Linked DNA regions of Mus musculus: region 2 is linked to region 1. The links are chromatin loops, found by intact Hi-C in ENCODE. Cell type or tissue: gastrocnemius. All regions are shown on one strand. Links, peaks and the distances in the headings refer to the core of each region. The heading gives the core; the rest is flanking DNA.

Evidence for each region. A loop is a pair of places that touch in the nucleus more often than their neighbours do. Peaks named below come from ENCODE experiments on the same cell type or tissue, not always from the same donor. Only the 100,000 strongest peaks of a DNase experiment are listed, where the experiment ranks them.
Region 2: a loop joins it to region 1, with 2.9 times the contacts of the local background. A loop is called at or near these places in 3 of 42 quality-filtered maps.

What each region holds. Positions count from the first base shown.
Region 1 is chr7:98,339,789-98,354,906 of GRCm38, forward strand. Tsku (tsukushi, small leucine rich proteoglycan) reads right to left here. Exons shown (of 2, transcript NM_001024619.3): 2 at 10,880-13,342. The coding sequence starts at 13,334. The coding sequence ends at 12,270. Among named protein-coding and RNA genes, the nearest start is that of Tsku, 14 kb to the right of the region's middle. In gastrocnemius, for the core only: CTCF peaks have their summits at 4,771, 8,475 (motif pointing left) and 9,490 (motif pointing right); DNase peaks (open chromatin) are centred at 4,767, 5,481, 8,464 and 9,510.
Region 2 is chr7:98,113,773-98,128,890 of GRCm38, forward strand. It overlaps Myo7a (myosin VIIA), which reads right to left and starts at 5,721. Exons shown (of 49, transcript NM_008663.2): 1 at 5,504-5,721; 2 at 3,944-4,003. The coding sequence starts at 3,961. It overlaps Capn5 (calpain 5), which reads right to left. Exons shown (of 13, transcript NM_007602.4): 9 at 14,701-14,823; 10 at 12,474-12,670; 11 at 12,057-12,172; 12 at 11,470-11,606; 13 at 7,787-10,283. The coding sequence ends at 10,101. In gastrocnemius, for the core only: a CTCF peak has its summit at 6,681 (motif pointing left); DNase peaks (open chromatin) are centred at 3,409, 5,822 and 6,661; H3K4me3 peaks cover 913 bases; H3K27ac peaks cover 2,095 bases.

The DNA.
Region 1 (15,118 bases), core at 3,838-11,837:
TGAGTTCGAGGCCAGCCTGGTCTACAAAGTGAGTTCCAGGACATCCAGGGCTACACAGAGAAACCCTGTCTCAAAAAACAAAAAAGAAAGAAAGAAAGAAAGAAAGAAAGAAAGAAAGAAAGAAAGAAAGAAAGAAAGAAAGAAAGAAAGAAAGGAAGGAAGGAAGGTGAGGAGGGGTGTGCAGGGGTGGGGGGGAGAGAAAGGGGGCATGGAGGAAGGGAGGGGGCAGAGAGGAAGGGGGGCAGAGATGAAGGAAAGGAAAATAGCAAGAGAAGTAACAAGCACACTGCTTACCAGGGTCCCTTTTAATTCGTTTTCCTTGCTCAGTTTCTTCCCGAATTTTGGAGATGTGGTGTTTGTTTCATTAGTGCCCCTAATTGTCAACACCCAACCCTAGTGAGTCAGGATAGGGAATGGCTGTGTGTGTAGGGGACACAGGGGACAGACAGTCAAAAGAACTTAAGTGCCAGGGTCTCACCAATGCTCCTTATGGAGATGCTCCCAGAGTTGAAGGAGCAGTAGAGCCTATGCTGAGGGCAGTACCTGGTTACCTTGGTAACGCTTTGCAAAGGGTCTCTGGGTTTGATGTTAAGCTTGTATCAGTGCCTGGGCAGCTTACTCTCTGGTTTCCATCCTTTGCTTTGAGTCAAGTCTTTAAACAACCCTCTACGGGTGGCAGACAGCAATGCTCTTTAAGCCCAGATTTTATCACTAATCAGTTATGGGACCTGGCCAAACTGTTTTCTCCCTCTGCTCCGTTTCTTATCTCTCTGATAAAGCAAGAAGGAAGCCATCGCAGGGCTGGATTCATCAGACTCCTTTTTGTTGATAGGGATTTTGTTGTTTGTTCCTTCGCTTGCTTTTTGCTCTTTGTTTTGTTTTGTTTTGTTTTGTTTTGTTTTGTTTTGTTTTTTAACTCCAGAAACAGTTCAAACCCTTTACATTCATTCTCATTGACATCTTTACCACCGAGCTGCCATCGTCACAGTTGATGGTAATGACTTCCTCTCTGGCAGCTCTGGCCAGTTCTGTACTCACACAGCAGTGATCTTTGTGTGTCCAGGCCATCCTTCAGATGGCTGAGCTGCTGCCTCTGCAGTGGGGGTGGGGTGGGATGCACACCCCCACAGTGTAGCCTCCCGGGCAGCCGAGGCCTCTGTCCTTGCCCTGTTGGCTTTACACTGCACACCTGCCCACTGTCCCTTTCTCACGGGCGAGGCATCTGAGTTTCCCCTGGGAAGTGTCCCTGCAGGCCTCGCTTGGCCTCCATTCAGACCTCAGCTCAGAGGTAAGAGCGCGGAGACCCGATTCTCTCCTATGAACACTGATCTATTGCTTCTGTACCTTGTGGCAGTATGTAGTGTGGTCTTGTTTAACATGTCCAGTGTGTGTGGGCTGTCCCTTCCCAACTAGGTGCCAACATCTCGAACATCAGAGACTTTAGTCGCTGATCTTTCCTCAGTACCTATCCCTGGGTTTGGACATAGGAAACTCTAAAACAAAATAACAGAACAAAACAAAAACCCTATTTATTAGGGAACCTGGATTAATATTTTTCAATTCTATGAAACAGAGAGCAGGAAAGTTCTTGTAGCAGAGGGGACTATGTGAAGAGAATGGAGTTCCTGGTAACCGTGAAAAATTCTGGTCATCAGATACGTGCTTCTGAATTTGCCCTCTGCTCCGGACCTGTAGCATCCTCCAACTCACTTGTTGCTTCTGTCAGTAGGAGTCCAGGAAGGAAGCAGGAAATAGAAGCCCAGGAGCTTCCACCAGAGTAGGAATCCCAGCGCCACCTGCCGGGCATTAACTCCATGACAAGCTTAGCCGGAAGCTCTTAGTTCCGCCCCGTCAGACCCTCGGAACTGAAGTCCGGGGCCTGACTACGCAGTCACTTTGCTTTCTTGTGTTGCTGGCCTGGGGCTCCTTCATGGGAGGCTATGGGTCAGGGCTGAGTTTAGCCTATCCCGGGGTGCCCCAAGACGATGTGTAGGGTCTCTGCTAGATGCAAGGCTTTGGAGGCAGATAGGGGAGGCGTCCAAACCCACGGAGAACTGAGCTGAGCCCCCTTTCCCGCCTCCTCACAACCCACCCCTCCTTCTTCCTTAATCCACTTGTCACTCTTAGAATTCTGTCGCCTTTGACTTCGAGTTTTATTTTTCTTGTCATCTCTCACAGGTCCACTAGAGAAAGTGGTTACCCCTCGTGAATTAGCCTCCTGCCGGTCCTTTGGGCCAGCCTGTCAGCTACAACATCATCTTAGCCCCCTCTATCTCTCCTCTCCTCTCCTCTCCTCTCCTCTCCTCTCCTCTCCTCTCCTCTCCTCTCCTCTCCTCTCCTCTCCTCTCCTCTCCTCTCCTCCCTGACACCCCCCTCTCCTCTCTTCTCTTCTCTCATCTTTTTTTCTTTTCTTTTCTTTTCTTTTCTTTCCCTTCCCTTTCCTTTTTCTTTTCTTTTCTTTTCTTTTCTTTTCTTTTCTTTTCTTTTCTTTTCTTTTCTTTTCCATGTCAACACAAATCGTTCTAAGAGGAGAGAAAAGAGGGCAGTTTGGAGGGGGGCTTGTGACATACATCCCTGCCCTGCTTTCAAATGTGTAAGATCCTTTTGTAAACTCCAGTATCAGCTATGCAGTAGAATCCATCTGGATCTGCTTGTTCTAAGACCTGAACCACACCCACCACACCCACCCATGTGAAAGTTTAAAGATTATGTAATCCTAAAGCTAAACTGTGAGACACTTGGGAAAATAAGATGGTTTCCGGGTCTTTCTAGTACTCTGGGATTATCCTTTGCACTTCAGCTGCTCACACCCCCAAGCTGGGGCATAGACCTCCCAGAAGGAGCAAACGTGGGCCTGAGCTCCTCGCTTGGCTAACACGATTGAAATCATGCAGGGGAGGAAGATGTTTCCTGCAGCTTGAGGGAGAGACCCCTCTGAGCCCATGGGGCCATGGATGGGGGCACTTGGGGCACTCTCATCATCAGTAAGAAGGGAGAGCAGAGTGGGCGTAGGTCAAGGGGCTAGAAAACCATAGGGGAAGTTCACTGGGGTCAACTGTCCTAGCCCACCTCCAGACGGTGGGGCACACTTGCTGCCTGAGGCTCTGGCATCTGTCCTGGAGAAAGGGAGAGAAGGAGGGCAGGGCAGGGCCTCCACACCAGAAACAGCAAAATCTGGTTTCTTTCATTTATTTGTACTCATCTTTGTAGGTGTCCATGCTTTGTAGATTTATTCATTTTATGTGTATTTTGCCTACATGAATGTGTCTGTACCACATGCATGTTTGGTGACCACTAAAGTCAGAAGAGGGCATAGCATCATCCAGAAATGGAGTTCTGGGTGGTTGTGAACCACCATAGAGGTGCAAGGAATCCCTGGTCCTTTGCAAAAGCAACACGCGCGCACTAAACCACTGAGCCATCTCTCTGAACCCTCTTTCTTTTATTGTTTAGATTTCTTTTTATTTATGTGTATGTGTGTATGTGCATGTGTAAGGTACCACGAGGGCCAGAAGAAGACATAGGATGCCCTGGAACTGGAGTTATAGGTAGCGGTGAAGCATTTGACTTGGGAGCTGGGGACCAACCTCAGGTCCTCTGTAAGAGCAGGAAGCACTATCAACTATGGAATCATTTCTCCAGCCCTGTGAAAACTGGTTTCTGCCCTGAGCTTGAAATACAACTTGAAGTGTACACCCAGAAAGCTACTTAACTATTGTGATCATAAAAAGATAAAGAGATATTAATATATGATCTAAGGTGGTGTGGTGAGGTGTGGGGGAAGGGGGTGCCTCGGCGGGCCCATGCCAAGGCATCCCTTCCCCCTGAGGGACCAGTCACACGACGGTACAGCACAGAATAGAGTTTATTCAGGGAATGGGGAGGGGAGTTAAGAGAGCAGCAGAGACAGAGAAAGGCAGAGAGGAGAGAGCAGAGAAGCAGAGACCCACCATGGCCACGTGGAGAGAGGGAGGAAGGGAATGCAGAGAGAGGGGGAACAAGAGGGTAGGAGAGAAGCAAGAGGGAAGCAGGAGTAAGAGAGAGAGGAGGGGGCAAGCAGCCCCTTTTATAGTGGACTGGGCTACCTTGCTGTTGCCAGGTAACTGTGGGGGTGGAATCCAGACAGAATACCAACAACTACTCTAGACCTAACCACCAGTAACTGACTTAATTATTAATGCACCAGATATGTATGCCACAATCGGCCTATGTATCAGGCCCAAGTCTGGGGATTAAGGACCCCAGGGCAATGGTTCTCAATCTTCCCAATGCTGCAACCCCTTTAATAGTGTTCCTCATGCTGTGGGGATCCCCAATCATAAATTACTTTGTTGCTATTATTATAAATAGTAATATAAATGTTCATGTTTTTGATGGTTTAGGGTGATCCCTGTGAAAGGATCATTAGAGCCCTAAAGACTCATGACCTGAATCACTGCTTTAGGGATTTAGTAACAGTATATCTGTTACTGTTGCTGTCCTCAGTATATCTGACAAATACACTCCAGGACTATGCATACCTTTAATCAATGGGGAGGCAGAGGCAGGTGGATTTCTGTGAGTTCGAGGCCATCCTGATCTATAGAGTGAATTCCAGGACAGCCAGGGATGCACAAAGAAACCCTGTCTCAACATATAAACAAACAAAAAGCATCTCCCTGCTGGAAGGGGGTGACATGGAAGCTGAAGCAGGGCAGATAGAAACTGATCAGGCTGGAGGTGTGAAGACAGAGAGGCACTCACTCCCCTGCACCCCTCTGCCGCCCCCTAGCCGTCTTCTTTCACACAGCAGCAAAGGGAAGGTCTGTCTAGAGCCACCCCTGAACATACTCAGAACCCAGATCCCTGCCAGATGCCTGTCTGTCTACAACCCCTTCCTCCAGCCTCACAGGTCACTCTCACAGGGTTACAGGGTGTGGGGCAAGCTGAGGGAATTACTATCTGTGTGACAGAGAATATTTAGGGCTCGATCCAAGTGTGACTTTCCTCACATCTGTGGGAAGAACTCTGCCTGGAGCCCCTGGGTTCCCACAGGCTCCCCTACTCTGTTCTCACTCCTCAGAAGTCCCTGGGTATGAGAAAGCCTCCAGGGGAGGGTAAAGACACCCAAACAGAACAGTGAACTTGGGTCAGCCCGGCAGGGAGTGGAGACAGGCAGGGCCGGGCAGGGGCGATGTAATACAAACCTGCAAGTAGAGGTGAGCCTCTGGCTGCATGGGCTCATGGAACACTTTAAACACCAGCCAGGCAGGGCTCTTGAAATAGCAGTATTCCAAGACTACATCTTTTTCATCTCGAATTTTCTTTGTATCTTCAGCCACCCTTTTCCCATGGCTACCTTAACAGGAGGGCAGGAATGTGGCAGCAGGCTGGGGACCTGTGGGGGCTGTCATATGGGTTGAATTCACTATGAATCCTGCTAATTCAGCACGGGTTGAATTGGCCTAGAGTAACCGTCATGTTATCTGCTGTTGATTTGGCAGCGGGGCAGGGCTCAGCTGATTGACTGGTCTGCTTTGGCCGGCATTAGTATGAGTGGAGTCAGCTAGGGTCTTCAACTTGCTGGGAGAGAGACTGAAGCTTCTCTTTCTCTTCATGTAGTCTTGGGGGCTTTCTACATGCTCTCGGTAGACTTTGTACAAGGCACATCAGAGCTCCCATGGCAGCAAACCAGATCCTCTTAAGACTTAGGCCTTATGCTGAGGGGGGAAATATATATGTGTGTATGTCTATCCGTGGTGAAGAGTTTGCCTGGAAGATGTAAGACTCTAGGTTCAATTCCCTTGTACCACAAAAATTAAAAGTTTAAAATAAATAAGGAAATAAAACAAGATAGGTTTAACATGGGCCGCCTTCTACATTATCCTGTATTTAAAGTACATCTTCCAGTTCTGGGTGTGGTATTATATGCCTATACTCCCAGCACTCGGGAGCCTGAAGTGAACTCCAGGCTAGAATGAGTAAGTTATACGGTGAGACCCTATTTCAAACAACAAACCATGGGCTGTCAAAATGGCTCAGAGGGTAAAGGTGCTTGTCTCCAAGTTTGCCAGCCTGAGCACCATCCTCGGGAACCATGTGTGAATGGAGAGAATGAACTCTTGCAAAGTGTCCTCTGGTGTGTGTGCATCCATATAAGCATATATTAAAAATGTAAACTTTGAAAAAAAGATGAAACAAAATAAAAATCGCATTGTCCTAATCGAAGTCATAGGTTCAGCTGGGATTCAAAGTGGGTGTGAAGGCCAGGCTGTGAAGACCAGGACACTAGTCTGATGAGGACATCTCATTGACAGTCAAGAGGCAGTACAGGGAGGGATGTGGTCCTGTCTTTCTGCCACCTTCCTTGTGTGCTTTGCCATCTTGCCTCCTCTGTTCCAGTCTGCACCTTAGAAAGCATTCCTAGGTGACAGCCCTTGGCAGTGTGGCAGGTGCCTCTTTGGCCCCATGAAACAGTGCATGTCCTCCCTGTAGGCTCACCCAGACATCCTGAGCCCTTGCCCATCACAGAGGAGCCTCAGACAGCTGTCCTCACTTAAGTCAAAGAGCAATGGTGGTTTTCAGGCACAAGGTAAAGGTGTTCAGAAAGGAAAGGGACAGGAGTTCCCACTTCTCTCAAGTCTAATGGGTCAGCTCCAGCCCCAAGCCATACTCAGGGAAGTCCCTAAGTATGGTACTGCTCCTCATGGTATCTCCCCTGGGAGCTGGCAGTCCCAAGAAAAAATGAGAAGAAGGAAGAGGAGGAGGAGGAGGAGGAGGAGGAGGAGGAGGAGGAGGAGGAGGAGGAGGAGGAGGAGGAAGAGGAGGAGGAGGAGGAAGAAAAGGAAAAGGAGAAGGAGGGGGAGAAAGAGGATGGAGAGTAAAAAAATGGAGGCTTATGAATTTTGCCAAGGTGGAGGGTGGTTCAAAATAAAAGATATTTCATGGATGTATCATTTAACTGTACTGTAAGCATCATGCTAAATGTTTAGCAACACCGACTTCCCTGGGAGGGGCCTCCATAGCTATTTTTTCTTTAAACATACAAGTCTATGGCTAAAAGAGACGGTGGGTGACTTCCCCAGGAATCAGCAGTGCCAGGCGTTGAGGCCAGATGAACTCCTTCTGGAAACCCGGGGACTGTTATTGAGGTGCACCGAGTCAAGTCATTGGTCACCGTCTTTGATTCATTAGGGAATTCAGCTTTTTTTCCCTCAAAGTGGGACTTTCCACCCTTCATTTAGCACGAGAGTCGAGCCCTTATGTATCACCTGGCTTATTTATTGCTTCTAACAATCAATTAATTAGAAAATCGTTCTTAGCTTGATCTTTCAAGCCTCTGACCAATATCTCTTCTTCTGTGTTTTCCCGTATCAATGTACACGATTATCATATGTGTAGTAGATACACACACACACACACACATACACACACAAACACACACACACACACACACACACACACACACACACACACACGTATATACACCAAGAAACATGACCTACTCTGATCTTCCCAGTTTGAAACATTTTGCCTAAGGAGTGTGTGACTTAAAATGGCAAATGGTGTCAGTAATTAAAGAATAAACACAGGAGGAAATCCCCTCCACGCTCGGTAAACACAATAATCCCCCAAATACAGTCTGTGGTACTTAAATAAACAAAAGGTAAGATAAGAAAAAGAGAAAAACCAACAGGGGCGTGTGGCTTAGCTGAATGGCCATGCTCCTGTAGCTGGAAGGTACGTTGAGGATGGATATTAAATGCTGAGCTCAGAGCACAGTATTGATTGTTACCTGGGACACTGACTGGGCAGCAGTGTACGGTAGACATGGCCGGCACTGGGCACCTTCCCTTTGTGGATACTGGCCATGATTCATTACTGATAGGATAAACATTTGCTCTCTAGTGAATGTTAGCTAAGAAGGAATGTTGACCTTCCAGGGCCGGGGCCACGTTAGCCTCTGGTGACCTCTACTGTCATAGACATCACCTTTGGAAGGAGCTAGGTATGTGTGGACTTCACATGTAGTGACAAAGCTGCCTTTCACATTCCTGGTGGGCTTGTTCAAAAAAATAAATGAATAAGTGGCTTGTGAGTTGGCCTGATGGCACTTGGATGGGAGTTTCTGCCTCTCTGCTACTCTTTCTGAGTGCCCTTGGTCCTGTTGGTATGGAAGATACAGGGACTGGAATGTGGCTACACAGAGAATGGAATTCCTGTTCCCGAAGATTCCAATGGGCTCTCTGAAGCAGACTGTTCTGTGTCCTCACCACACTAGGCACGCCTTCGCTTTCTCTACTATTGAGATGACCAGAGCCCATAACAGTGGCTTCATGGACAGTGGCACCTTAGAAGGACCCTATGCTTGCTTTCCGGCTCCTCTTGCCATTTTGAAATTTTAAACACTTCTGAACAGCAGACTCGAGTTCTTGTACACCGTGTCCCAAATTGTCTAGCTAGGTCTGAAGCACAGAGTGCTGCCACCTGCTGGGGGACCTGGGTCTGCACCTCAAAGTGTGAGCTTGAGTCTCACACATGTGAAAAGGGGCCAAGAAGAAAAACATCTGCAGCTTTGACCTTGAAGAAAAACATCCGTAGCTTTGACCTCGGCTTTTTCTGCTAGAGGGTCTACACAACATAGTCTGATAGGATCTACTCAGAGTTGTACAATCTCCCCGATTTGCAACAGAAAAACAACTTCAATCTGATGGCTTTTTGGTGTCTCTGAGCACTCTTCTAGCAGTAACAGCCAAGGAGAGGATGATGGTATCGGTAGATAAAGTGAGGCTGTTTTCCTCATTTATAAGGTGTGGTGGTTTGAATATGCTTGGTCCAGGGCGTGACACTATTAGGAGGCGTTGCCTTGTTGGAGGTGTCACTGTTGGGGTGGGCAATGAGTCCTTCCTCCTAACCAACCATGCAAGAGCCAGTCATCTCCTAGAAGCCTTCAGACATAGAACTCTCGGCTCCTCCTGTGCCATTCTTGCCTGGATGCTGCCATGCTCCCACTTGATGGTAATGGACTGAGCCTCTGAACCTGTAAGCCAGCACCAGTTAAATGTTGTTTTTATGAGAGTTGCCTTGTGTCTGTTCACAGCAGTAAATCCCTAAGACATATGGTGAAAAACTTCTGGACGCAACTGCAAGGAAGAGAGGAAGGGTACTTCTGGGGCACCTTATTTTGTGACTGCCAAAGTTCTGGTTCTGCACAAATGTGACTTCATGCCCTCCTCTTGTGGACAGAGGTATCTTCACCCTCACTTTTCAGGGTCAGGGAAGTCACACAATCGGTTTGTGGTTTGTTTGTTTGTTTGTTTTGTTTTTTTATGTGTGTGTATGTGAATCCAAAACGGAATCTTTGCACGAAGTTGGAGACTGTTTATTCTAAGGCATTCTGGAAGTGACAGGACCTCTGGGGGGCTGGGGGGAGACCCTCTTGAGTGTATCTGGGTGGCTAGAAGCTGAGAATGGTACTTAAAGCCTTCCTCCACCAGTCCATCCAATCTGGGGTGTGGCCACCAGGTGGTGCTGTGGGCCAGATGCCTCTCGAGAGCACTACCAGTGAGGGAGGTCTAAGGTGGCAAGAGGCTAGGATGGCAGTGTTTGGACATCTCATGTCACAGGATGAGGCTGCAATCTGATGTCTGTGCCCTCGCCTTCACTCCAGGAGCTCAAGCCTTGCCTCCCCTTTTGTTTTTACCTTTGTTACCGTTTTTGAGATAGGGTCTAATTTAGCAGCACAAGTTCACCTCCAACCTTGCAGCCCCAGAGCCTGAATGTAAACCATCGTCCTCCTGGCTCTGCCTCGGGAATCCTGCATCGCTGGTGACCACCACCAACCCCTGCCCCTGTGGCAGCCGGAATGCTGAGATCTCTCTTTCTCTCCTCCCCCTTTTGGCTTTGTACCTGTTTTTAAGATTCCTATGTGTGCACAGAACTTCGTAGAGAGATCTTGTCTCAAAACAAAACAGAATTTCTTCCACCAGCAGGGCTTCGGGAGGGCCCAGGCCTATTGTGTAATAGTACATTATTTCCCCGCTCCTACATCTGAAGCCTATCCTGCCTGGTATCCAGGGCTGCCTATCCCCCCATGAGTGACTGGGACCCTCCCACCTCAGCTCTTTCTGCACTGATCAGGTACCCTGGACTCAAGAGTTTCTAGTAGATACATTTCCCATGGTGACCTTACTGGCAAGGAAACACAGATCCCTGGATGGATGCCCATTGTTGGAATGTTCTGGACTCCATGCCATCCACCTTTCACCCATGACCTTTCCTGAGTGCCACCTCCTTGTTCTGGTCTGCCTCTCATGAGCGATGCGAGGCTCCCGCTAGGCTATCACTGGCTCCAAGCTAGGGATCCTGTTGTGTCCCCCATGGCAGCGAACCCAGCTCAGCACAGAGCCTGGCTCGAGTATAGCAACAGATTGTTGTTGGTGTTGATGACGGTGTTGGATACCTCCTTAGACTGGTCAGTCAGAACCAAACTGTTGACAAGCCAACTTGGTCCCCAAAAAACTGGAAGTAAGCTGTCACCGAAGTGTTCAAACAGAAGTGACCGTTAGAGCAAGGCACACTAGGAACTGGTTGTCCTAGGTGAGAAAGAGCTGAGGGGCTCAAGTAGGACAAGGACAGAGCCCCACAGCTACAGCCTGAGCTGAGGCAGGGGCATGCAAGGCCCCAGCAAGCTCACTGCTAAAGCTGGACAGATGGTGGGTGGAGGTGGGGTGGCATGGATGTGGGTGAGGGAACTGGATGGAGTATAGAAAGAGGGTTGGTCCACCCAAGTGGCTGCCTCTCATACATTGTCATACACCCCCAATAAGCTGCCCAAGGTAGGGTCTAATGTATCTTTGTGGTCCCAACCCCAGTCCAGTGATTTGTCAGCAAATGCTAGTTCAGTGGTGGAAAGAACTCTTACATGTGTTTATTAAACCAAGAACCAGTCGCAGGGTGGGCTGGGCTGGGCTAGCATGAGAAGGCATAGCTTTCACTGACTTTCGAGCATCTCTGGGACCAGCCTCAATGCCCACATGGTCACTGACAGCCAGCTTCTTTCTAAGACCTCCTGGCCCACACCCAGAACAGAGTCTTACAAAAGTGAACAAATAACATTTATCTTCCTTTCCATCCCCCGGCCAGCAGAGGAGGGGGTTAAAAGTGACAGTTCATTAAAAAAAAAAAAAAAAAAAAAAAAAGGGCAACAACTCATAAAATGAAGACAGGAAAGAATCCAGGGCTGGAGAGCTGAGATGTGGCCCTGGGGGTGAGCACAGCGTGCCTGGGAGACCCTTCCTGCCCCACTCCTTGGAGGGGAAAATGGGTCTCTGGGCTCTGGCCCTTGAGCTTGTAAGTCCCTTGGAGCTTGTGGCCAGATGGCCACAATTGCATTGACGTAGAAAAGCATCGTAAGACAGGGTCCCTGGGGGAAATGTGTACGTTTCCAGTCTCGATGCTGCGGGACTCCCATCCCAGAGGAAGAAACTGACAGGCTTGTGACTGAGGTGTTCCAAGCTTCCTGAGGCTCTGAAAGGGGGACTGACTTTGCTCCTGCCATAAGCTGGCCACCGGACCTAGGGTCCCCACCCATGTGATCTTGTTGTTGCTACTGCTGGGCACAATGGGAAACAGCACAGACAATGAATGGTAACAGGGTACCCAGCAGGGGAGGGATGGCAGAGCCCCCAACCTCAGCAGGAGGCTGGGCTCCAAGACACCAGGTGAGCACGTTTGCTGCTCTTGGTCCCATATTACCATCTTCCCCACAAGGAGGGTGGATTTGATTTTCTCTCTAAGTCCTTCTATTATTAAGATTCTACCCAGGATTCCATGAGAAAAGGAAGAAGTAGGCCTCATGGGCCCAGAGCAAAAAGGTGTGACTAGACACTGGGCTCCAAGGGACCTTCAGCCCAGTGGACCTGAGTCAGCTTTGCAATGCGGGCGCTCACCTACATGTAGTCCAAACATCATGGGTCAGGTCAGTCCAGACAAAAGGGAAGGCACTTAGGGACAACTGGAGCAGGGCTCAGGAAGGGACCAAAGTCTGGTTTGGCATCACAGTCCCTTTGCTCAGAGTTCTGGGAGGTGAGCCACTGTGACAAACCGGCAGATTTTGTTATTGGGTATAGGCCCCAGGTACAAAAACTATCCTTGGCCCATATCTTTACTGAGATGGCCGCCACTTAGGCCTGTAGACTCTCCACAGGCATTGGCACATTAAAATATTAGTGGGGACCTGAGCAAGCCCAGGCAGCAGTCTGTCAAGTGGCCTCAGGCCACACCATTCGTCACAAAATGTCTGGGCCCCTGGCAGCAGATTCCTGGGTGTCTCCACAGTGTAGGACTACCTTAGGGCTGGAGCCAGGCTGCCGGTGGTAGGCGCCCTCCCGCACCAGGCGCCGGCACTGCACATCCTGGCCTACGCTGACACTTTGTAAAGCAGGGAGGTGATGCAGCAGCATCTCAGGCAGGGGCACCAAGCTGGAGCCTGACAGGTCTAGTTCCTGCAGCAAACCCAGGCCTGAAAACACCTCAGCTCCTGCCCACTTGAGCTTGGGGTTGCCTGACAAGTCCAGGACCTGAAGGCCTGGGAGCTCCCGGAAGCCGTGGGGTGGTAGATGGAGGATGCCCTGCAGGCTGGCCAGTGACAGGTGGGTGAGGCCTGCCAGCCCCATGAAGGCATCTGGGTTGATGGTAGCCAGAGGGTTCCCATCCAGGCTCAGGTAACGCAGGGGTAGGTCTCGGAGATCGGGCACAGCTCGGAATCGGTTCCAGGACAGGTTCAGGCTCTGAATGGTAGGTGCAGGCAGGCTGGCCCGGGCTGGATGGGGAAGCAGGCGATGGATAAGATTGTGGGATAGGTCCACGTGCAGTGCCCGGCCCTGGCTGTGGGTGGTGAAGGCAGATATCGAGACCTCTCGTAGTCGGTTATGGCTCAGATTGATGTCACTCAAGGGGGAGCTGGTGAAAATCTCTGCCGGCAGGGCTGCCAGGCCATTGTGGCTGAGGTCAAGTGACTCCAGGTAGCGCAGTCGGGAGAAGGCAGAGGGCATGATGCTGGTGAGCAGGTTGTAACTGAGATCCAGGCCAGCCAGTGTGGTATAGCCTGGCCCTGCCAAGACTGACTCATTCACGGTTTCTAGCCGGTTGGAAGACAGGTCCAGGTGGGCTGTATCCAAAGGGATGGGCACAGGCACAATGTGGGGGCCCAGGCTGCTGCAGTCCACACGGATCAGGCTGAAACTGTCAAAGAGGCCGAATGTCTCTTCTTCACACTGGCAGCCAGGGAAACACGGCCGAGTCGTCTGCACTCTGCCCACGGCCAGCAGCAGCAGGAACAGAGAGCACAGCATGGTGACACCTGGAAAGAGAGCTGCAGGTGAGGGGTGGGTGTACCAGACACTGGCATCCTGGCCTATAAGAGACAGCCCAGTGTAGGGACACAGCTGGAACTTGTCACCGCTCCTGGAACACTCTTAACCCCTAGTCCCTATTTTTCTTTGCCCTCAGTCCCCACATCTGTACGGTTAAGCCCTCAGTCCCCACATCTGTACGGTTAAGCCCTCAGTCCCCACATCTGTACGGTTAAGCCCTCAGTCCCCACATCTGTACGGTTAAGGGTTGGACCAGGTGGGTGGACCTCCAACCAGGAGCATGAGATCCAAGTGGCCTGCTCTGACCAAAGTAAGGGTACCCGGACATCTTACGTGAAATCTGTTAGACCGGACGGTCTCTTGGCTGCTTTTACTATAACTACTGATCTGAAGTTCAGAGGCTGCTGGAGACCCGTGTGGCCAGAGAGGACTTCACAGCACAAGTGTGGAGTTGGGGGCTTCATTCACCTTTGCTGAAATGAAACCACAGGTCGGCTGCTGAGTTGGCTGCCTCCGAACACTGTCTCCTCTAACCCTTACCATCCATCACCTACAAGACAGAGTCGTGTCTCCATCCCACTAAGGGAGAACTGAGCTTTGAAGGGTTAGAGACAGGCATGAATACAGCTAAGCATGGTGGTACCATGTGGCGTAGACACCAGAGCCAGGATCCTTGGCTGACTGCCCTCTACCTTAGCTGGTTCTCAATGCAGTAAGTAACATCTTCCTTTCTACTTGAGATCCAGTGTCCAGACTCCCAAAGATGCTTGTGAGACATCCACCATCCTAACTAAGCCTCTGTTTTCTTACCCATGCCTTACTTCCCACTAACATAGCCAGATCGCCTCTCTGCTCTCCCTCTTTTAACTGTGAAAGGTGGCTGGCTTGTTACCCCATTGTACAGGAAAAGAAACGGAGGCCCAGAGAGAACAAGTGCCTCGCCACCAAAACTAGCACAAAACAGGGCAGAATTAGACGGAGGCCTGCTCAGTGCTTCTATCTCTGTCGCCTGCCCCCAGAGGGCTGCTGGGAAGTAGGCAGAATCCAGAAGGGGCTTTGCTGCGACCCAAGCCACTCACCCCTTCCCCTCAGTTCCTTCTGTGAAATTACAACATAAGCCGCTACTTATGTCTGACGCTATGCATGCTGTCATATCTAAGGGTCACATGGGTCCGTATAGGCACACTCAAGGTTTGCAATCACGTGCTGGGTGGTATTAGCATGAGAACCAGAGGGTTATAAACTGAGAACCTCTAAGTGGCCCCCTCCCCTGCTAGGTAGCCACTCAGGAGACAGAAGGCTCTTCATCTGGGTGGCCTGTCCTCCTGCCTGTCTCCCTTCCACGGGCCTCCAGAGAAAGAAATAGGGGTGAAGTGAGAGGGGTGAGGACCTGCCCACCTTCTAGGCTGGGGGTTGGGGAGCAGCTGGGTAGCATTACCGGCCCTGCATGAAACTTTAAAGGGGCAGCCACTTGATCTGCACTCTGGCTCCGTCCTGGTCTCGCCTCCCCTACCCAACCCTGGGGCCCTTCTTGCCCACCCCTTTCTTTTGTAGAGACCAATTCGAGGATTAAACCCGGCCCAGGTGCATCCTGGGCTTAGTCCCAGCCAAGGCAGGACAGAGTGTTCCAATGTTTGCACCAAGAGGAAAATATTAAGTTGCTCCAGGCCCCCTTTGTTCCCCAGGGAACTCTCCCAGAGATCATTACTCCCACCCCTACCCCGCCCTCTAGCTAGGCTGATCTGCTCCAACCCACCCTGCCT
Region 2 (15,118 bases), core at 3,376-11,375, 230 kb before region 1:
GAGGTTCACGTCTCTTATACACCATTGAAGTTATTTTGGTTTTTATATTGTATATTTAAGATCTTAGTTGTAAGCCTAAGAGAAGCCATAAAGGGAAAAAAAACCTTTAAAAGTGTTTTTAAACAATATTTTAAAGAATTTTTTAAAATTTATGTGTATGTGTTTGTGTGTCTGTGTAAACGTACAGCAGATGTGTGAGTGCACAGGTTGGAGTCCCTGGAGCTAGCTCCTAGCTGCTGTGAGCCAGCAACCTGACATTGTGCTAGGACCTGAATTTCAGACCTCTGCAGGAGCAGTAAGGAGAAGGAGGGGAGGGAGAGGGAGAGGGAGAGGGAGAAGGAGAGGGAGAGGGAGAGGGAGAGGGAGAGGGAGAGGGAGAGGGAGAGGGAGAGGGAGAGGGAGAGGGAGAGGGAGAGGGAGAGGGAGAGGGAGAGGGAGAGGGAGAGGGAGAGGGAGAGGGAGAGGGAGAGGGAGAGGGAGAGGGAGAGGGAGAGGGAGAGGGAGAGGGAGAGGGAGAAGAAGAAGAAGAAGAAACTCATAAAAAGGAGGATTTGAAAAAGGAATCAAAATAGTAAATTGGAAAAAATAAATTAAGCACAAAAGATGTCAATAATGAGAGGATTAGAGATGTTACAAAATGTCTAGAGAACAAATAGCTCAGCAGCAAAGGCCTTAGCAGGGGCCTGGGGATGGAGCTCAATCAGCGGAGTGCTTGCCCAGCACAAAACCCCAGTGCTACATAAAACCAGTCAAGGTGCATTCTTTAACCACAGTGCTGGGGAGGTGGGACAGAGGATTAGAAGTTCAGCGTCATTCCTGACTGCATGGCAAGTCGGAGGCTAGCCTTGGGTAAATGAGACTGGTCTCAGCAAGTCAAGTCCTCACCAGTAGTTAAGTAGGCACCACTTGAAAGGAAGAACTCGACAGAATGGATAAGAACACAGGATTCTACCAAGGACTTCCTGCCTGCACGAGACTCACTTTAGATCCAAGGTCTTTGTGCAGATAGCGTTCCAGGCAAACAGTAACCAAGAGAGAGCCGGGTGTTCACATCGGTATCAGGCCTAACAGATTCAAAGTCATGACTTGTAACAAGAGACAAAGAAGGCATTATATTCTATTAAGTCACAATCCAACCAGCATGTGGCCCAGAGCTATCTTCAAACCTTCTGCCTGCAGATCTGGGTCAAATTCACGTGGTTCCCACCCTGGCCTACCACAGAACACAGAGGAAAGTCATGTCAGACTGAAGTGAAAAAGCCTCTTCAAGGTCCTCAAAGAAGCTACGTGTGTACCACAGAGGCCAGGAGTCTCCTTTCCAATGTCACCTGGCCTGGCCACTCTGGGGACATCTTCCTGGGACTTAGGTTAGGAGGGACTTTTGTTATAGTCTCACAGCTTCCCTGATTCTGATACCCAGGCTTCCTCTCATCCTCCTGTCCCCCTGGGATCTAGCTGTCACATTTTGGCTTCCAGATGACACTCAGTTGGTCTGGAAACTTCTCCAGAGAGGCAGGGAACAGTCTTCATCTTCAGGGTTCTGCTTGGCATGAAACTAGGCCTCAGTGGGGGCTCTGTGGGGCAGGTGAATGAGGCTGGGTGAGGGGGCCCCAGATACCCTAAGACTCCCTAGGGATTCTGTCTAACTCATAAGGCCATGAAGACAAAGGGTGTGCCCAGACTGGCAGCAGGCTTCTCCACAAAAAGTCTCTACCCTGCAACGCCACCCAGGGACAGTCTGGCTTCTCCTCCCCGCACCCCCCGCCCCGGTCCCTGTGCCCCTCCCCAGGCCTCCTTTCCTTGACAACTGTCTCTCCATCAGCTCCTTGTTCCTGTCATGTCCGGGCCTGCCCAGATTATGTTTCAGTGAGTCTGCTGGAACCTCAGTTTCTTCCCGTGTGGGAAATAGACTGAGTTCCCACCCCATAGCTTCACCGAATCACTTAGGATGACAACCACAGATGCCATGCCTGGCCAGTTGGAACCCTTCACAAAGCAAAAGGTTTTCTGGGAGTAGCGGAGTTTGAGGAATTAGCCCACTGTCGTGCACGTGTCCTATGTGCCTGGCACCCTGTCGTGGCTCAGGAAGGCTGGATTTGAAGGGAGGAATGAAGATGAGTGAGTTGAATCTGTGGTTCAGGAAGGCTGAGGTACAGAAGGAAGGAGAGAAACTGAATGAATGACCTGCAATACATATTCCCACGGGAGGGCAACCTGCACATGGAAAAAGCACCATCGGATCCTCTGAGGTCTCCTGGGATTTCCTCATCTTAAATAAAGTAAGAGAAAAAAAGCACGGGAACACGGCACAGCACCGTTATCAGAAGGTATGTGGCAGCTGACCTCTGTGGACTTCTATGCTAAGCCGAGGCTGGACAGTTCTATTAGCAGGACATGATACTCTCAACCCTCCTACCATCAGCCCTTTGCAAAGTGATGGCAGCAATTAGCCTACAGCTTCATAGATGGAAAGCCAAGGCCAGGAGTCCAGCTTAGCTCTTGCATCTAAATGGTGCTCTTAGCTGGGCAACCCTCGGTACCCAACCCCAAGTCACAGGGGCCTGGTTCCCAGCAGGGAAGCTGAGGAGCAAGAGGAGGCTACCCTTGTTTCTAGTACTCTATTCGGGTCCAGGAATTCAGAGGAGACATGATCTCCAGGGTCACTGGAGCAAAGAGTCTCCCCAAAAATAGGCTGAGGCCTGGGAGGATGTAGGCAGCAGGAGGGGGAAGCAAAGGTCAGGGGAGGGAGCAGAGGGTGAGACCGGCAGGAGTGAGCGGCAGGCAGAAAAGGCAACAGAGTCTGGCAGTTCAGGGATTACAGCACAGGTCAGAAGGGACCTGGATGGGCAGCTCAAGGTCCCCCCCAGCATCATCCAAATCCAGAGCCTGCTGAGCCGGTCAGCACCTATGGCCGGGGCACCGTGGAGGATGAGAGATGTAATAGAAAGGTATGTCCCACTTGAAAATGGGTAGAGCCACCATTCACTTAAAGATCCACTACCAAAACAGTCCCTGCAAGACGAAGCTTGCCACCATTCACAGATAGTCAGAAGCAAACAGTCCAGGGGAAAAGAAGTCCAGTCAGGTAGAGGCTCTGGGGAACACCCCTGAGGCCTGTGGGGACCCTGGATCCTCCTTCTGGGGGGTGTCTGTGTGAATCACCACCCATCAGCCCCTTTTAGCCTGGCTTTGGCTTTCTCTGATGGGCCATCAAGCAAGCTTTCAGTCCCTGAATTTTTTCCTGATCTAGAGCTATAGCCTGCCTTTAACACATGGGCCCTGTGCAGCCTTGGGGTTTCCAGCCAGGCTGCTCCGTTGGCCTCTCATAGCCTGAGACAACAGGAAACTCGTGGCTGAGCCCCAGTAGCACCCGGCTTCTCAGCCCAAAGGCTCTGTGCCCGGCCCATCTGGCGCACTGCCTACATTCCTGGCTCCCACATTGGAGACCAAGAAGTTCATGAGTCTCAGGCTGATCACGGGGAAGGGCTGAGGGTCAGAGACCAGAATGGCTCTGGGGAGTAGGGGGCCTGGAAGGCTCAGCTGATGGGCAGCACCTGTGCCTCTTCCCTGGGGAGCTCCAGCTTGGGCCCTGTCACCCTGACTCACTTCTGCCCAGGTCCCCCCTAAGCAAACTTGCTAACTGCTTCCCCAAAGACCTTCTACACTGGGGCCGTTGCATGTGCTTCCTCTGTCTGGAATGTCTGGGACTGGGGGATGAATCATCACTCCTGCCCAGAGACACGTGTCAGCAACCAAAGAAGCCGTGGTGGCAGAGGTGGGAATTCTCACGGCTGGGTTCTGAAGACTAAGTAGGAGTTTGCCAAGAGGAAGAACTGGAATCCGTTTCCAATGGCTAAGCACATAGAGAGGAGGACATGCAGGGTGGGATGTGAGGTACCCAGCATGGCCCTCTGCAGCTCTGAGAGAGAGGAGACGCACTCACCTTCTGCAGAATAACCATGCTTCTACGTCAGCACACCTGCCGGAGTGACCAGACACAGCTCTGTGGGAAGAGACCATGGCACGCCCTGAGCCCAGGCAGCTTGGATCTGCAGGGCCACCTAGACTCCTCCCCAACCCCACCCCTACCCCTCCTCCCTCACGGAAATCTTTCTTGGTTTCCATCCTTCTGATTAAAGCTCAGTCTATGTGACCAGAGCCTCAGTTACCGTCACCACCTCCACTGCCCAAAGCTGCCCTCGTCATCCCAAAGGGCTTTGAAAGGAGTGTAGTCAGCCCTGTACCAGACATCAGCGTGAGGGGTGGGCTGTGCTGGGACAGGGACTAATGTCCTGAGGCTGCCCAAAGTTCAGAGAAGGACTATCTCTTACCCAAGGTCACACAGCAGGGCAGGGAAGACTTGGCACTAAGTAAGATTTGGACTCTGCTCCTGGTTCAGGACTGCTTTAGGAGTTTTAGGACACATGGCAGAATGATCTAACACCTGTTCGTGGCCCTCATCTCTTACCTCATCCAGCACAGAGCTGGACCCAGGAATAGGCTCGAGATGGATTTGCTGCCTCGAGTGTGGTCACCAGAAGCAGCCCCAGCCCATAGGTCTTGGTGTGAGGCCCCTCCATCCCTGCCTGGCCTGCCCCTCGAGTGAGCATTAAGTTTTCACAAGGGTCCATTCAGAGGCACTGGGACATCTGATCCTCTGCCCACGACACTGCCTGACACCTGAGCCCTGACCCCACGCCCTGGGTCTCTATGGGCATATGGTCCTTCGGGAGACCTACACCACGCTGGGGTCCTGGCAGGGGGATAATCCCAAAGGCAGCAGCAGTAGTTATGAGAGCTGGCGTCTGAAGAGGCTGCCTGGCCCCTGCCTCACTCATGCTGGTACAAGGCTGCAGGACAGACTGGGACTGTAGACTTGGAGGGTAGAGCTGAAGACCCATGGAAAAGCTCAGGTCTCTTCTACCCCATGCATGAGGCTCTACCTCTCCATCCCAGACTAGACTAGTGTGTAAGACTGTTGCTTTTCAAATTGAGAACAAAGAACCATAGTTTTTTGTTTTGTTTTGTTTTTTTCCCTAGACCCACAACTGATTTTACCTTGACCCCTGGGCAACCCCAGATGGTAACCTTCATGTTCTTGGGTCACGGATAGAGAATGTAAGGCACACAAAGAAGAAACAACGTGTGCAAGGAGAGATAGATTATCAGGGAGATGACCAAAAGACCAAGCAGAGAGAGGCATCCACACTTGCCCCCCCAGCCTCCACTCCCATCTTTCACCCCTGCCTCTGGATACCCCTGACCCAGCTCCAACCCGGAAACAACTCCACAGGCCCTGTGCTCTTCAGCTATTCCCTCATCTAGGGCATAAGCCTCCATGTGCACGGCTCGGGGCATTTTCTTTCCATGCCTATGGTGGCAAGGCCCCTGTAGGTTCAGGGGAGTCCAGTCCCAGGAACCTAAGGGCAGAGGCTCCAGAGGAGGCCCCAGCCTGTAACTCCTCCCCAGTCCAAAAGTTCCAGCCAGGGCAGCCCATCCTTACCTGGGTTTTATCCACACCCTCCGAGTCACCACCTCCCAGCCAGGAGCCAGGGGTCACAGGTCAGGAGGACTCTGGAAGCTGAGGCTGGAGCCTGCAAATTTTCAGCTCCAGCTTGAGCCTTGATCTGCTGCTGCTGTGGGCTTCCCTTGGGCTACTCTGTTTCTTGTCTCCCTGGGTCACTCTTTCTTTCTGTTCAGGGCAGCTGTCCAGCCTGCACTGCCACCCGCCCTCTCCCTCCAAAGCCTTCTCCCAGGAGGCGGAGCCCTGGGGGCCTCGAAGGTCTGGATGTGGTGACATCAGCATGAGGGGCGGGCTGTGCTGGGGCTGCTGACTAACGTCTAGAGGTTGCCCAAGGTGCTGTGTAAAGCTAACCAGCAGGGATGCAAGGCATAGAAGCTCCAGGGGGCACTGCTGGCCAGTGGGAACCTCGGGCCTGGGGCCAACCATCAGGACCTCAGGGTCTCTTGTCACATGTGTTACTACCTGCCATCTCTGCATGGTTAGGACACCTGATCACGTCCCATCTTCCTCATGATTTTGCTGGGTCTCAGTTCCCAGTAGCCTCCCCTGCTCACCCAGCTTCCCTCGTCAGGGCACTACTAGAGACCATATAAATGAGCAGGCTTGGCAATACCTGGAGCCTTGGCTGGACACAACATCCAAACCAGGACTCCCCAAGATGCACCCCACCCCCAGGCTCTACAACTGGCCCCCACAGCCTGTCCTAGGAGTCTTGAGTGTGCTGTTATCCAGACAGTTTGCAAAGCCACCTGAGTAGGAGCCACCTCACGCAGGACAGACTTACCCGGTGTGTGTGTGTGTGTGTGTGTGTGTGTGTGTGTGTGTGTGTGTGTGTGATTTAAATGTGTGATTTAAAAAAGGGAGTGGGTGGGAATGAACAGGACACAAATACTCATCATGGTAGATGAGGAAGGAGGCTGAAGGACTCCTCTTCCTCTTCCTCCTCCTCCTCCTCCTCCTCCTCCTCCTGAGACCTGGCCCCTTCTTCTGCCCACACTTGCCAGCTGGGACATCTACTCAGGAAAGCTGCTTTTCGGTGGGGGTGGGTGGGTTAAGGTGGGGAGGGGAATAGGGTGGGGTGGAATCTATAGTGGTATGGAGTGGGGAGAATCAATGGTGCAATGGTGCCACCTGCTGGGCACAGCCAACTGCTACAAGACTAAGGAAAAGCCGGTCAACTTCCTCATACCAGGGTGCCACAGTGAGACCAGGGTCCAAGGTTGACTTGCACCCAACGCAGCCTTCACCTACGAAACTGATACTTATGAGTCAGGTGAGTAGCATGAGCCTACACAGAGTGGGAGAGACACAGGTTGGAGCATCCAGAGCCCAATCGACAAGGCGGCAACTGGGGCAGGTGTGCTTCGTTGAGGCTGAGGTGCATGCTGGGAAGGCAGTGGGTGGGTGAGAAAGTGGTCTCAGAACCATAACGGAGACATTTCCTCAGCACCCAAACTCGGCTAAGCAGGTCACCCGATCGGAGAAACCTAGAAATCCATGCTTGTTTTCCCCAAAACAAACCACCTGAGATGGTGTGTGTCCTTACCACCTCATGCTCCACCGTACCTCTCCAGGTTCTGCCTGTTTTCTGCCCTATCCAGAAGGGGCACTGGTTTCTGGCACCTGAGCCTCTTAAGGGCACCACATCTGAACCACTGCAGAACTGGTCTTAGTTCATACAACCCTCGCCCCTTCAAATCCAATCTATCGTCGTATTCCATCATTTCGTTTTCCACAACCCGACCCAGCTTCTACCCGTGGCCCTGCCCATAAATTCCTAGCTCTAGCTACCGCACCTTCCCAGGATCTCTGCTCTGCCACCTCCGTCTGTGGCCTGCATGTAAGTCTCTCCTCTCCACTAGAACAGGGCACAGATCTTGAACTCAGAGACTAAGAGTCAGCTCCTAGGGACACTGCTTATCAAGGACACTACAGTACTTCGATCAGACATGATTTGTACATTTTCCCCAGTTGCTGGAAGGCTGCTGCAGAGCAGGAACTGTGTGCCCCCATGTCCCCAGGGCCTGAGATGGGCAGAGCTCAGCAAAGCCAGCCCCACACTGACTGGAAGCAGGGAACCTGAAGGATTCCACAGAGCTGGGCTCTGACTCACTAGGTAACCAGCAAGGCCAGCTTTTATCTGTGATTCCCAAGGCCTTCCTTGCTCATCCTTCTGACCAGAGGTCAGCTACCCATTGTGCCCTCTGTCTTTACCCTTGTGTGTGGGGGGGTGCGGGGTACGGGAAAAATGAAACAGACAGATCCCTCTAGAGCGGCAGTAATATTTATTCTGAGAAGATAACAGAGTTCCTTTCCCTTGACCCCAGGGCATTGTGGCCTGGAGGAGTGAAGGCCAGGCCCTGTTGGTTCACGTAGAATACACTGTAGGGCTGATCTCCTGCAATTGGAAGACTACAAGGCCTCCTGGGTGCAAACGATAAATGAAGCCACGGCTATCCCTGCTCCACCCTGTCCTCCCTTGTCCAGTCTTCAAGGCTTCTTGGGGACCGGAAGTTCCTTCACAGCCAGGAGCCAGCCTGGCCTAGCTTAAGAGAGAGGAAGCAAGAACAGGGCTGCTGACCCAGTTCTGCTAGAAGTGGGAGGCAGTGGCTAGATGCCAGGTGAAGCATCGACTCGTCTGCTACTTGGTCCCTGCTCGCCCTGTGCCTCAGAGGGATATGGCTGAGCTAAGACCCCTATGTCAGGCCCTGAGACCCAAGATCGTGAGGCTCACCCTCCCTTCTTGACTGCAGTCTTGGTCTGCAATAGCCATCGAGAAGTGAAGTGATCATGTGACCGTGCGGAGTGTATGATAGACTGATACACAGCGGAAGTGGTGTGGCCTTGCTCTTATCCTTGTAAGAGTCCCTCACAAACAGGAGTCTCGAGCCCCATGCTACAGAGGGAGGAAACGAGGCACGGGAGGTTGAAGTGATTTGCTCCTGGTGAAGGGAAGCCCCAGTGTGCAGGAGGGATGCTCTCATCTTTAATTCAGCTCCTAGCCCTTCCTGTGGACCGGGTCCCAGGCCAGAAGAGCCACCATGGAGCAAGATGGCAGTCAGAATCCAGCACCTCCAGCCAGGAAGAGGACCACGTTGGAGGGACCAGAGGCAGAGTGTAACAGTTCCAAAAGGAATTGTGGCTGATAACTCAATTGTATTATTATTATTATTACTATTTATCTACTAAGTCTGGCCTGGAAGCTGAAGGAGGGCACAGAGGGGGACCTGTGAGCCACAGCACCAGTAAACAAGAGTTCCTCAGGAATGCAGGTGGCAGCCAGGAATGCACATCTCATCTCTGTCCCCCTCTGAGATTCCTCCAAGAAGGTCCCACTGTGAGCACCCACCCGTGCCCTCTCGTGCTCAGTGTCAAGATAAAAGCAGACGCTCAACAAAATGAGCCTGCAGAGGACAAATGTGGGGGCTGGCCTCCCTCACTCGGAGATTTTGTTTAAATGCTAAGACTATCAAATGTTGGGGATTGAGAGCAACATTTTGGTCTGGACAGTAAAAGCATGGTGGCCTTCTTGGCTCTTTGGGGATGCTGGTGCAGAGCCCTCTGGTCATGAGAAGTCCCCATCGGTGACACTTGACAGATGATCTAACCCTGAAGGCCTGGTACCATCCACCCTAGAGTCCTTTCTTCCAAGAAAAACCCAGGGTCTTTCAGCAGAGGCAGCATGTGTTCCCCTTGGGTCTCCCATAGCCTTACATCAACCTGCCTGGCCAGGCCACTCCTTCCAACACCACAAGCAGAGGTTGGGAAATCATACTTTCTCACCAGCATGATCATAGCTCTTCAGAGGGTGACGGTGAAGTCAGAGCCTGGAGCTCAGGAAGGGATCTGCCTCCGAGAAGACCTGAGAATCGGGAAGCCTAGGGAGGCTCGATGGGCTAATTGGGCAAGTCTATATTGAATAACTAAATGAATGGGGGTCAGGCATTAGACAATGAGCAGATGTCTCCTGCATATGCCAATAAGGGTTCTTTCAAGATGGTTTTAAAATGGGCTGTAGTGGGATTGGGGATGTAGCTCAGTTGGTAAGTGCTCGCCTAGCATGCACAAAGCCCTGGGTTCCATACCCAGCACCACTCAAACTGGTATAGTGGTACGGCATTGAGGAGGTGGAGGCAGGGGGATCATAAGTTTAAGGTCACTCTAAGCTACATAGCAAAGATCTGGGGAGGGAAGCAATCTCCCCCATAGCAAACAAGGAGAGGGAAGGGGCGTGGGACATGGCAGTTTGTGTGTAAACAGTTGACACTTGGCACTCCTGGCAGACAGCAGGGCCTGGGGAAACGTTTTCAGCAGATGGCCCCTTAACAGCAGCGCCCACTGGGTAGAGAGAACTGCATTAAATCTTAGGCAAGAAAACTCCCCCACAAGACGGGAATTCTTTGGGGCCCTCCAAACACTGAGGCTCAGAGAGGGCAGGGCTCTCTTCAGGTCACACAGTGGGTCAGTGGAAGAGTGAGGAAAGGGCCCCAGTGTCTGGTTCCCAGGCTGGTCCCAGGCAAGGTGGGGACATGCGAGTAGTGGTGAGGACTAGTGGGGCAGGACAGGCAGGCTGGGGTCAGACAGCCGTGAGAGAGGCACTGCAGAGGACTCGCACAGCTACAATGCCTGGCAGGTCACTGGGCTGCCGGCTACTGCGGTCCTGGAGATGGAGGGTGTGGAGGTCCTGCAGGTCATCCGGGGCAGTCTTCAGGTGCACCTGGCCCAGGAATTCATCCTTCAGGACTCGGTGATTCCAAACCTGAGAGGAGACAGAGGGTGAAGAAGGAGGGGTTTATCTAAGACCAGGAACATAGCCTAGGGCAGTGGGGAGTGAGGGCAGCCGGACCTAGAAGCCTCTTCACTCAGTGCAAGCCCAGTCAGGGAAAAGCCCATGGACTGATGGGGTGCCCTCTTCCAGAGCCTCAGGCTCCCCATAAAAGCATGTTACCACTTAGAAAGCTCAACCTGTCACTACTAGCTCTAGTAAACTTGAACTGGGTTGGGAGGGGGAGGGACTTTGAACTTGACCTAATTCTGCCTGGCTCCTTTCTTCCTTCCTTCCTTCCTTCCTTCCTTCCTTCCTTCCTTCCTTCCTTCCTTCCTTCCTTTCTTTCTTTTTTCTTTCCTCCCTCCCTCCCTCTCCCTCCCTTCCTCTCTCCCTCCCTCCTTCCTTCCTTCCTTTCTCTCTTTCAGGAGACAATGTTTCACTATGTAGCCCTTGCTAGCAGTCTAATCTACATAGATCGGGCTAGCCTCAAATTTCTAGAGTCTGTCTGCCTCTGTCTCCTGAGATTAAGATGTGGGCCACCACACTCAGCATCTCATTTTAATATTTGCCTTGAATTACCTGCCCCTAATGGTCCTTCTAGACTCAGTATCTACAAGTCTGTGATTTAAACCACTGGGACCGAGTGTTAAGAAAACTTGGAAAATCTAGTAACTCCCCCAGGGTGCTACGCATTTGTTTACAGATGGTTTCCTGCCCAGAGAGAGGCTGCTCTGGCCCCGGGGACAGAGGAGAAGGTTCCTTGATAATGAGCTCAGAGTCACCGTGTTCCAGTCATGTTGGACTGAGAGAAAGGAACTGTGCCCAAGGTCACTGGCATTCAGATCAGCTCCCCGGGGCTCTTAGGAGACAGCCACACACCACACATGACCTCAGTGTCACCTTCTCAAGTAGACTGACTGTGGAAGCTCTGAGGAAGAGTGACCAAGGCTTTGGGCCAGGTCAGCAAAGAGCACCACTGTCCTCAGCTGGGAGACCAACCTTGTTGGTTCTCAGACCCAAAATGACTAAACATCAGCCCCCTCAGAGGTGCAAGAGGTGGGGCAAGGCAACAGAAGCTTGCACCTGGGCTCATACGGAAGGGTTCTCTGCCCAGGGCCCTACCTCTCGGATCGACAGGCTATGGGAGGGGCAGGATATGCTTGTGAGTGGGTCTCACCTGCACGGTGATAGGCTGAGCCAGCTTCTTGCGATAGAAGATGCCTTTTACATTGTACTCTGGTGTCGAGGTCCCTCTCTGCACAGCTGAGCGAACCTTTTCGCCCTCACACTTGATGATCACATATGAGTTTGCTCCTGGAGAGAGGATTGGGGAGCTGGGGTGAGGACGGGGCTGGTACAGAGCCTAATGGGACAGGTGTCTGGAAGGTGACATGCCAACCTGATCTTTGTCCCAAAGGGGAAGGGGAAACAGGACACTGATTCACCTTCCTAGTCCCCTACTTTCTAGGGCCAGGTAGAGGGAAGAGTACAGAGTGGCCTCTGGCCTATGGTTCTTGCCAATCGTTCTCTGTATATGGGTTTCTCAGCTCAACACCTTCTCTAGAAGAAGAGAAGCTGTCTCTGAACCCCCAGCGGCTATCTGATGTCCCCACCACATGGGGGCGCCAGGGAGGCACGAGTGGACCTCTCTAGAAGCTCACATCACCCGCTGGATGGCTGATGGTCTACAGGTGCTGAGGTCTCAGGAGACTGGGGTGTGCACTGAAGTAGAGGGAGCCTGAGGTAAACTCCAGAGGAGCTCACCTGTTGGGGAGTCCTTGAGGCCAGCAGCCCCCAGGACATGTACCTGGGCCACCTGCTGAGGGTAGCCACAGAGGGAACTCCAACAGGTCCGAGGGGGCTCATCCAGGCGTAGTTCCCTGAAACAGGGCAGGATAGGGGAATGGATGGGCGGCATAAAGACAAATGTGCAGATGGGGTTCAAAACAAGGAGCTAAGCAAACCTCATGGCAAACTCAACCACACCCACTACCACAGGCCTCCAGCCTCTCTGCCCCACCTCCTCCTCTCAGGACGGCAGAGCACTTAGCACTTATAGATACTATTTCTCATCCTCAGATGACAGATGGGACATGTGGTAGTAATGGTAAGACCCATGTTAAAATCCAGCCCAGCATGGGGTATATATGCATGCGGTCACTAGCCCTAGCCCCCACACACCGGCAGTTGGAGGGGACATCTGTGAAGACTCGGAGCAGGAACTCGCCAGTGTGGCCTGGCTCAAAGGTGGTAGGGATGATAACGTAGCGGCCCTCGGGCAGCTCTGTCCTCAAAAAAACGCTGCGGGAATTGATGTAGATGGAGCTGGCGGCCTTATGCTGTAGGCTGTGCATACGGTATTGGCGGTTCTCTTCCACCTGTGTGGAGACAAGAGGAGATGGGGCATAAACAGCCCCGCATCAGAGACTATCCCATCTCCAAGTGGCTACCACGAAAGGATCAGTAGGATACACAGACAGACAATATCCAGAACTAGCACATCTATAAGGACAAGATTAGGTTAGTGTTTGGTTAGGGCTGAAGGGAAGGGTATGAAAAGCACAGAGGCCCTTGTGCTCACAGATGAGCACCAGGGAACCAGGAATGTTAAACACACAGAGTGATAGCTGGGAGTGGAGGTGGCTGATAAACTGAGACCACACCAGATCCTCCAGACCCTTACGATGCCCATGCAGCCAATCTACAAAACCTAGCCTTGTGAAGATGCCCCATGCAGTCAATTTACAGAACCTATCCTTATGAAGATGTCCAATGTAGCCATGTCTTCAGCTCTATTGTACACACAGGATTGATTTATCACCAGAAAAAAATTTTCTCCAAATTGTGCTGCCCCAAAATGAACCACCCAGGGTCAGACTCTTGAAGTTTGGACCAACACCAGCTACTGAGTCATATTGAACTGAAGTTCCCCCTGGCCTCACACGGATCAATGCTCTGCTGGCTGGGGTGTTTTGCAGAGGCCCCCTCAGAAGGCTCTATCATATTGGGTGGCAATGACTTACTGGAGTGGACCGTCTCTTCACAAAGACGATAATCTAGTGATATCTCTAGGTTATAAACATTAGATTGCTCAATTAGGTGGTCTGTGACTTTTACCACAAGAAAAATAATTTAAAAGTGGTGAGAAATCTCCTGGTGATCCCAATGAAGCTATAAGTTCTTTTTTTTAAACTATTTATTATATATGTGTGTGTGTATGATGGGGGACATACATGCCACAGAACACAGGTATTGGTCAGAGGACACCGTTGTGGGGTTAATTCTCTCCTTCCATCTTCGCATGCCTTCCTTCGAGCTCACAGCATCAGGCTTTGGCAGCAAGCCTCTTTACCTGTGGAGCCTTTCTCTTGCTTTGCTTCTGAAACAAGGTCTCCTATAGCCCGGGTTTGAACTCGCTTTGTAACTGATCATGTCTTGCTGCTCCTCGTTTTCCTGTCAAAGCCTCTTACGTGCTGGGATTACAGGCATGTGCCGCTATACCCAGCCTGACCCTGGAGTTTTGTCACAAAGGTACCAAATGCAGTTGTCCCCCACTGCCAACCCTGCTTATCCTCAGTTCCTATTTCCATGATTTCAGTTGCCTACAGTCAGCCGTGCTCTGAAAACAGTGAAAGGAAACCTCCAGAAACAATGGATGTCTTTTCAATTTCAGACGTGTTGAAATCCTACACTATCTCAAATCACTCAACAGGAGGGACTCAAGTCACCTTGTTTGGCCAGCACATCTGTACGGTGTGCTGAGCTCACCGATGAACTGTTCATAGCTGTCTTCCTTATGGCTACGGTATGGTGCTACCTGCAGTGTGGGTCGTCCAGTGGTGTCTCAGAACTTATCTTCACGGTCTTGGAAGACTACTTATCATGACATGCCTAACTCACATCCCAAAGCCATGAAATGGCACTACCAGCTGCCAGGACATCCTGGACAGCTCCCGGAAAAGCAGCGCATGACATGACACAAAGTGTCACGGCGTGTCAACACATGAATGAGCCAGCACAGGGGAGAGAACAAATGGTTTTCTCATAAACACTGACTGCTAGGGAGCAAGCACGCACCAGTGTCTCACACCCACGTGGGTTCAGTAAGTTCTGAAGATCTGACATGTATGGCGCGGGATCTGTCATGCCAACTGTCTCCCCACACTGAGTATCACATGTGGAGGGCATCAACTTCCAAGCCAGGGGAGTTATGGCAAGTCTGCTGGTCTCTGTACAAGGTTGCCTACTCCTGTGCACGGAAAGGCCTCCAACACAAGAGACTACAGGAGATGAGAGGCCTAGTCCTGGAGGAGGGGCAGTGATGGGGGAGGGGCAGTGAGACCATCAGGCACACAAGACCTCACGGAGCCCAGGCCAACCGCAAGTGGTGTGGGCCCGCAGAGCTCACCTTATAGATGTCGAAGCCAATGGCCAGATTCTCGCCTTTGCCCTCCCGGCGAGTTGAGCGCTTCGGCCGCTGCTGGATACTGATCAACACTTCATCTTCTGGCTTCTTGACTTCAAATACGTACTGAAGGTGTGGCCATGAAAAGAGATCCACAGTGAGACCCAGGTCAACCTCCTGGATCTCGGGAGCCTAGACTCCAGCAAAGGCCCAGCCATGTTGGTAGCATGAACTTAGGCCATCCCATCTGCTCTCCCAGTCAGTCCCTCCTCTGGAGGACGAGCCCATTAACTCATACAGTGGCCACCCTGACTGAAGACTGGGAGAGCTCAACCAGATGCTAAGTACTCACCTCAGAGCCTGGCACACAAGTGCTGCTCACGAAGGACACACTGAGTCTAAGGACTGAGTAGACAGACTG